2 separate regions of the Homo sapiens genome follow, and region 2 is linked to region 1. Evidence: chromatin contacts called from ENCODE Hi-C or POLR2A ChIA-PET data. All regions are on one chromosome and are shown on one strand. Each heading gives the region's core, a stretch centred on a gene start or an enhancer-like site at or near the end of the contact. The rest is flanking DNA. Distances are from core to core; before and after follow the strand shown.

What was found. Hi-C counts contacts between places; a loop is a spot of excess contacts on that map. ChIA-PET counts read pairs that join two places held with the same protein, here RNA polymerase II (POLR2A).
Region 2: a map of astrocyte of the cerebellum shows a loop between it and region 1 (6-fold over the local background). The contact joins two enhancer-like sites. A Hi-C loop is called at or near these places in 2 of 168 maps with a recorded cell type or tissue (astrocyte of the cerebellum and sciatic nerve). POLR2A ChIA-PET finds 5 or more read pairs at or near these places in 4 of 52 experiments (HCT116, PC-3, WTC11 and 1 more).

What each region holds. Positions count from the first base shown.
Region 1 is chr18:11,962,706-11,966,865 of GRCh38, forward strand. No RefSeq gene overlaps it. Among named protein-coding and RNA genes, the nearest start is that of IMPA2, 17 kb to the right of the region's middle. Within about 2 kb of position 1,751, at least 2 of the 41 ENCODE cell types and tissues checked have a DNase peak (open chromatin) inside an H3K27ac peak, as active enhancers do.
Region 2 is chr18:12,014,164-12,018,323 of GRCh38, forward strand. It overlaps IMPA2 (inositol monophosphatase 2), which reads left to right. Exons shown (of 8, transcript NM_014214.3): 5 at 102-210. Among named protein-coding and RNA genes, the nearest start is that of IMPA2, 35 kb to the left of the region's middle. Within about 2 kb of position 1,713, at least 16 of the 41 ENCODE cell types and tissues checked have a DNase peak (open chromatin) inside an H3K27ac peak, as active enhancers do.

The sequences.
Region 1 (4,160 bases), core at 501-3,000:
CAGTCAGAGGATCTTTCAGGCTGCAAAGAGCCTGCAGATCATGATTAGAGGGTGTGGAAGGACTAGACAAGTCCTGGCAGCACTGACCCTTTATCCCTCCTCTTGCACTGCCCCCCCTCCCCCCACAACATTAAATCCACCCACTGAAAGTCCCATGAGCCTTTGGACAAAGTTTACATTATGCCGTTGGAAAATCTGATCCTATTCTGGATCATTGGCTTGCATCCCTTCCTCATTTGCATTTTGTGTGTCAGATCACTGGATCCAAAATAATTTGGTTGAGAACAAGTTGATCCAAAACAATATTTTTGTTTAAACAACAAATCATTGCTAACTAAATGCATCATCTACTATTTGTATTTTCTTGTATTTCTCATTTGAATCCTCTTTATTCATTTAAGGCATATTAGGCTCACTCTACTAGTTTGACAATGTCTTTGGTCTTTTAATTTTGCAAAATTGGCTAAAAATAAATGTTTCCAATCACCTACTTATGTTTGCATAATTTATATGTATGGTGTGGGGGGTGGATACTAATTTTAGATACCTTTAAAGTAATTGTGGCACAAATACCAGTGGTACTGAGTTGCTTCTCCAGCAAAGTGAAGCATAAAGAGATATAAACTCCTTGACCATCCTGCTAGGGGAGTTTCAGAATCCTTCCAGGTTACTTACTTTCTTTCTTTATTTTTTTTTGTTGTAGAGATGGATCTCGCTATGTTGACCAGGCTGGTTTCAAACTCCTGGATTCAAGGGGACCTCCCACCTTGGCCTCCCAAAGTACTGGGTGTGAGCCACCATGCCTAGTGAGTGCATGGTTACTTTGGTTACTTTCTTTTTTTTCTTTATTCTTTTTTTTTTTTTTAAGACAAAGTCTTGCTCTGTCGCCCAGGCTGGAGTGCAGTAGCACGATCTCTGCTCACTGCAACCTCCACCTCCTGGGTTCAAGCAATTCTCCTGCCTCAGCCTCCTGAGTAGCTGGGACTACAGGCGTATGCCACCACGCCCAACTAATTTTTTCTTTTTCTTTCTTTTTTTTTTTTTTTGTATTTTTAGTAGAGACAGGGTTTCACCGTGTTAACCAGGATGGTCTCGATATCCTGACCTCACAATCCGCCTGCCTCGGCCTCCCAAAATGCTGGGATTACAGGTGTGAGCCACCGCACCTGGCCTAGATGGTTACTTTCTATGTGCTTGCCTTTGCAAAATAAGGAACGTGTTCTCTTTGGCCCTACCTAAATCTGAAGCCTAGCAGCACATTTACAGCTTTCCCCAGGGTAGTCTGGGAGGCCCTTCAGGTCGGTAGCCTGTGGAATTAGCATGGTTTGGTGCTCTCACTCCTCACGCTCTCCAGTAGCCAAGACAAGAGGCCCCTGGCTAGCTCTGGTAATGCACCTCCTGCTGGGAGGATGCTGACACCTCAGTGTTCATACTCTGGCTTAACCTTAACACTGTTGCCTCAGAATGCATCTCCTTGCTCATTCTCCTGAGATATAGGGACTGCTCTCTCTTTCTCTTTTTGAGCTTTTTCCAAAAGTCTTCACCCTTCATCACAAAACTATTCAGAATGCTAGGAAACAGGCCCTTGTTGTAAGCAAAACATTTTTATAGGAACACAAAGTTAATATTAGTATAAAACTGCACACGTGTGAAATAAGAAGCCTAAAATGTGAGCAATCTTAGGGTTTATGTATGTCATTTGTTAGAAATGTTAGAAATCTTTGCAAATAGCCAAACAAAAGGTGAATTCAGCTCTGGAATACAGATGACTTGAGAATGATGCTCATGAACACACGGAGGGTTTTTTTTCCAAATATGGAAGCAGTAGAATTGACTTTAGAAGTTAACTTTATTAACAACTTCAGTAGAACTCTCCTATAAATAGAAATAAAATATACTCAGTTCTCTGCCTCAGGGATGGTTCCCCTACTACCACCACTCCCAGAGAAATACATTTGGGAGAGTTTTAGGAGTCAGTACATTTTTCAGTACCCTTGAGGATGTTTTTCTGTGCAGAGGAAAAATTATTCGGAGATGCCTTGGTCTTAAAAATTAATATTTGATTTTAAAAGAGTTTTTAGTTCCACTTCATTCACATTCCTTCTAGCAAATTTTAACAATTGGCTAGGCATGGTGGCTCATGCCTATAATCCCAGCACTTTGGGAGGCCAAGACAGGCATTTTGCTTGAGCCCAGGAGTTCAAGACCAGCCTGGGCAACATAGTGAAACCGTGTCCTTACAAAAAAAATACAAAAATTAGCTGGGTGTGGTGGCATCCACCTGTAGTCCCAGCTACTTGGGAGGCTGGGGTGGGAGGATCACCTAAGCCCAGGAAGTTCAAGGCTGCAGTGAACCCACTGCCCTCCAGTCTGTGTGGCAGAGTGAGACCTTGTCTCAAATTTTTTTTTTTTTTTTTTTTTTGAGACAGAGTCTTGCTCTGTCTCCGAGGCTGGAGTGCAGTGTGCAATCTCGGCTCACCGCAAGCTCCGCCTCCGGGGTTCACGCCATTCTCCTGCCTCAGCCTCCTGAGTAGCTGGGACTACAGGCACATGCCACCACGCCTGGCTAATTTTTTGTATTTTTAGTAGAGACGGGGTTTCACCTTGTTAGCCAGGATGGTCTCGATCTCCTGACCTAGTGATCCGCCTGCCTCAGCCTCCCAAAGTGCTGTGATTACAGGCGTCAGTTACCACGCACGGCCAAAAAAAAATTTTTTTTTTTAATCACTTTTTTTTTTTTTTCTGAGACGGAGTTTCGCTCTTGTTGCCCAAGCTGGAGTACAATGGCGCGATCTCGGCTCACTGCACCCTCCGCCTCCTGGGTTCAGGTGATTCTTCTGCCTTAGCCTCCTGAGTAGCTGGGATTACAGGCGTGCACCACCACGCCCGGCTAAGTTTTGCATCTTTAGTAGAGACGGGGTTTCACCATGTTGGTCAGGCTGGTCTAAAACTCCTGACCTCAGATGTTCCACCCGTCCCGGCCTCCCAAAGTGCTGAGATTACAGGTGTGAGCCACAACGCCCGGCCAACAATCACTTTTTTTTTTATTTTTTTGAGATGAAGTCTTGCTCTTGTCCCCCAGGCTGGAGTGCAATGGCACCATCCCAGCTCACTGCAACTTCTGCCTCCCGGGTTCAAGTGATTCTAATACCTTGGCCCCCCGAGTAGCTGGGATTACAGGCGCCTGCCACCACCCCCAGCTAATTTTTGTATTTTTAGTAGAGACAGGGTTTCACTATGTTGGCCAGGCTGGTCTAGAACTCCTGACCTCAGGTGATCCACCTGCCTCGCCCTCCCAAAGTGCTGGGATTACAGGCGTGTGCCACCGCACCCGGCCAACAATCACTTTTAATAGTGATTTTTATAATTTGATTATTTGCAAATATTGTTACATGTGCTTTAACATATTAAATGCTTTTATATATTTAATAATTTACTTTTAAGCACTTCAATCGTCTCACTTAGACAAAATGTTTCCAAGTTTTAAATTATTAATTTTTTTTAATAAATAGAGACATGTCGCCCACGCTGGTTTCTAACTCCTGAGCTCAAGCAATTCTCTGGCCTTGGCTTCCCAAAGTGCTGAGATTACAGGTGTGAGCCACTGCACCTGGCCAAAAATTTTTAAATAACATTGATAATTACAAATTAAATGCATTAATATGGTGAACTTAAGGTCATTTAAATGCTAGTTTCTTTTTTTGAGACAGAGTCTCACTCTGTTGCCCAGGCTGGAGTGCAGTGGCACAATCTCGGCTTACTGCAACCTCCACTTCTAGGGCTCAAGTGATTCTCCTGCCTCAGCCTCCCAAGTAGCTGGGATTACAGGCGTGCACCACCATGCCTGGCTAATTTATTTTTATTTTATTTTTTTATTTTTAGTAGAGACGAGGTTTTGCCATGTTGGTCAGTTTGATCTTGAACTCCTGACCTCAGGTGATCTGCCCGCTTCGAGCTCCCAAAGTGCTGGGATTACAAACATGAACCACCACGTCTGGCCTCACTTAAATGTTTTAACATTTAATTTAATTTAAATGTTTTAGTAAAATCTCATCTTAAAATCACAAATTTGGTCGGGTGTGGTGGCTCAGGCCTGTAATCCCAGCACTTTGGGAGGTGAGGTGGGAGGGTCACTTGAGTCCAGCAATTGGTGACCCTGT
Region 2 (4,160 bases), core at 463-2,962, 51 kb after region 1:
CCTAACGCCTAGCGCAGCCTTCATCTTTGAATAACAATGTTTTTTCCCACATCAAACGAGTGAACCATCTTTGTTTTCTGTCCTGCCTCTGCCGCCCACAGCTTGAATTCGGAGTGATTTACCACTGCACAGAGGAGCGGCTGTACACGGGCCGGCGGGGTCGGGGCGCCTTCTGCAATGGCCAGCGGCTCCGGGTCTCCGGGGAGACAGGTGGGCTTCACAACGCTCGTCTCAGTTTACTTCTGAAATAAAAGTGTGAAAGGAGAATGCCAAAGCCACCATGATGTGGGACGGTGGTGGAGGTCCCTTGCTGATGGTGTCATCTCTTTTTAGGGACATCGTGTCCCTGATGAACTGGAAATGGAGCCAGTTCTGTATGTTAGTGTTTTTGTTCACGTGGCCAGGAGCTTTAAATAACCTCATTCTGCTTTGCGCTCACATCCCTCATCTTTCAGGCTAAAAGTACTCCAGTCGCAGTCACGATTTGGTTGTAGTGGGATTGGGTGAGCAGCCCGAGGCCAGGTGCTTGTTCCCCTCAGAGCACCCGGCACACCTCGGTGGTCCCGATTTTGCCCAGGCACTGCTGCCCAGGTGCAGTCTGTGGCCCCTGAGTGTGCACAACAGTAACTGGCTTCAGCTTCTGTGAGAAGAGCCATCCTGGGGAATGAGTCATGTGAAGAGGCACCTTAGCCCCTCTGCAGTTATGGCCTGCCGTGATTTCCTTAGCCCAGAATCTCAGGGTCATCCAGTGGCTCTGAGAGAGGGGTTCCCATTCCCTGCATACTGCCTGGAACCGCCTGTCCTGAATGGGCCAGTTTAGGTTTTCACTGATTCTTTTCGGCCTTTCTCCCACATGGATGAATCTGGTGATATTTTAACTGCATTGTGAGACAGGTACTGTAGGGAACAGAAGAATGCCAGACAAATGAGAGAAGCCTCAGACTAGCAGCAGCTGCATGGGAGATTTTACAAGCTCCATAATACCTGCATGTCTGGGTTTGAAAAGGCGGAAGTGCACTGCTGCTTGTTTCTGCCTTGTGTGTCTCTGGCGTGGACATCATGCAGGGCCCCCCATCTCATTCCCTGCCAGTTACACTCTTTCTTCTGCTCTCCCATCAGCCTCCCTGCCGCCTCCCCTCTTGACCCACTTCCAGCCTCTCTTAAAAATTCCTTTCCTGGCAACCTTTCTTCATTGTCTCTATTTATTCCTACTTCTTTCCTCCCTGGCTGATGCCTGTGTGCCCAGATGGCCTTCGAGGCAGCGAGAGGAGCTATGGCCATGGCCCATCTCTGCTGCTGTGAGCCCGTGCGGCCAGGAAAGTGGCGGGCCAGGATGGATGAGGTGTCAGGAGAGGGCCCGCCACTGTGTGAGGGACACGAAGGGCAAGATTGTGCAAAGGAGAGGAGGTGGCTGCAGGAGAGCCCAGAGCAGGGGAAGGGAGAAGTCATGGGGGCCTCTGAGGGGCAACCAGCAGTTGGACTCACCAGTTAGAGCTTCTGATCCCAGAGAGGCCTTGGAATGGCCTCTGGCCCTGCCTCACCTTCCCTCTCCAGAAGTGTTTTGTTTGGCAGTGAAAAAAGTAGCTTTAATTACAGCTGTGCGTGCCAGGAGGTGCCCACTCCAGCCTCATTGTGTAACTGGTGGTGAGGAAGCATGCTACTAAGCATGCTCGGGTGAACTTTGCTCTATATTTCACTGGATTATAACACTGAACTCTATTAACATGCTCTTGGCATCCTGGCTGCCCGCCCGTGTAGCTCAGTCAGGCTGCAACTCTGCGTCCTCCCAGCCTGCAGGCTGCTAGCTCAAGCACCAACTCCACTAGGGCAAGGGCTTTGTCCAGGGCCCCTTTATGTGGCCCCCAGTAGGCCTGGTAATTTCGTAGAATGAAGGAAACATGAAGTGCTCATGTTCTGAAACTCATTTGTGACTTTAGAAAAATTCTGATGGATAAAATGCATAGCAGATAGCTGCTGCTAGTCTGAGGCTTCTCTCATTTGTCTGGTATTCTTCTGTTCCCTACAGTACCTGTCTCACAATGCTATAAAATATCACCAAATTCCTCCATATGGGAGAAAGGCCAAAAAGAATCAGTGAAAACCTAAACTGGCCCATTCAGGACAGGCGGTTCCACGTGTTTTCTACCATGGTTGTTTTCTTTCCTATGGGTAGATGGACTTCAGGAGGTGACAGTGCATGCTCTTCAGCAGCACGGTCTCTTGGCACCATGCAGACCCAATTTCAGATCCTGATTCTGCCGCTTTTTTTTTTTTTTTTCTGAGATGGAGTCTTGCTCTGTCACCCAGGCTGGAGTGCAGTGGCACAATCTTGGCTCACTGCAACCTCCACCTCCTGGGTTCAAGTGATTCTTCTGCCTCCCAAGCAGCTGGGATTACAGGTGCGCACCACCACACCTGACTAATTTTGTATTTTTAGTAGAGACGGGGTTTCACCATGTTGGCCAGGCTGGTCTCAAACTCCTGACCTCAAGTGATCCACCCGCCTCGGCCTCCCAGAGTGTTGGGCTTACAGGTGTGAGCCACCACACCTGGCCGATTCTGCCACTTTCTAAGGTGACTAGAACTCGAGCAAGTTCCTTAACCTCTCTGAATCTCAGTCCTCATATTGAAAACGGGGATGCTGATGATAATAAAAATAACCGAGAGGATTAAATAAGTTACGCATATAAAGCACCCAGCATAGTGCCTGGGGCACAGTATCCTAAAATGAGAACCATTATCAAAGAAGAAACTTGAATCTTTGCACAAAACCAATCAAGTCATGCCCCGTTGTTAAAATTAGGACTTGTTTCTGGAGGACACAGTCATTAAAACAAGCACCACTAATCTCTCTCTCTTTCTCCCTCTCTCTTTCTGCTTCCCTTGGCTTCCCCTTTCTTATTTCTATTATGCCTTGCTGGAATATCTTCAACTCACAAGTTAAAAAACAGCACTGGATAGAGGTAAAGGATTAGAAGAAGGCAAGAATTTTATTAGCTGCTTCTTCAAATTCTACCATGCAAATTTCAGACATACACAAAGTACACAGAAAAAGCAAAATGATGCCCCATGACCCCTCACATGGCAGCACGCCTGCTTCGTGTGTGTCCACCAGCTCCCGCCACCCCCAGCTGCCTGGAGCCAATCCCAGGCATCAGGTCACTTCCTAGTCAGTACTTCAGCGTGTCTCCAAAAACAGACTGCTCTCTTACAAATACAATCACATCATCAATATCACTCTCTACCCAAAATGCATCCCTAAAATCAGCAAATAATCCCATCAGTGTTCAAATTTCCAATTGTCTCGTTTTTATGGAAAGTGGCCTCCTAAGGTCATAGTCTGCGTTCTGGGGGGACTTCCTGTTCCTGGGTCAGTCTTTGTTGCCTTTTCACTGGACTGTGCTAGGAAGTACGTATTTTTTATTTGTTTTGTTTTGTTTTTTGAAACAGGATCTCACTCTGTCACCCAGGCTGGAGTGCGGTGGTGCAGTCTTGGCTCACTGCAGCCTCCACATCCTAGGTTCAAGCAATTCTCCTGCCTCATCCTCCTGAGTAGCTGGGACTACAGGCATGCGCCACCACATCTGGCTAATTTTTTTGTATTTTTTAGTAGAGACGGGGTTTCACCATGTTGGCCAGGCTGGTCTCAAACTGCTGACCTCAAGTGAGCCTTTTGCCTCGGCCTCCGAAAGTGCTGGGGTTACAGTTGTGAGCCACTGCACCTGACCATATTTTTAAAATATAGAGTCGATAATGAGTTATACTGGGTTTTTTTTTTTCTGTTTTTTTTTTTCTGAGATGGAGTTTCACTCTTGTTGCCCAGGCTGGAGTGCAATGGGGCGATCTCGGCTCACTGCAACCTCCGCCTCCCTGGTTCAAGTGATTTTCCTCCTAAGCCTCCCAAGTAGCTGGGATTACAGGCGCATGCCACCATGCCCAGCTAATTTTTGTATTTTTAGTGGAGACAGGGTTTTGTCATGTTGGCCAGGCTGGTCTTGAACTCCTGACCTCAGGTGATCCACCCGCCCGGGCCTCCCAAAGTATTGGGATTACAGGCATGAGCCACCACACCCGGCCTCAACCCCATCTCTTAAAAAAATAAAAAGATAACCTTTGCTCTCAGTAACAGTTGACAAGCTTGTTCTATGGGTCATGTCCTC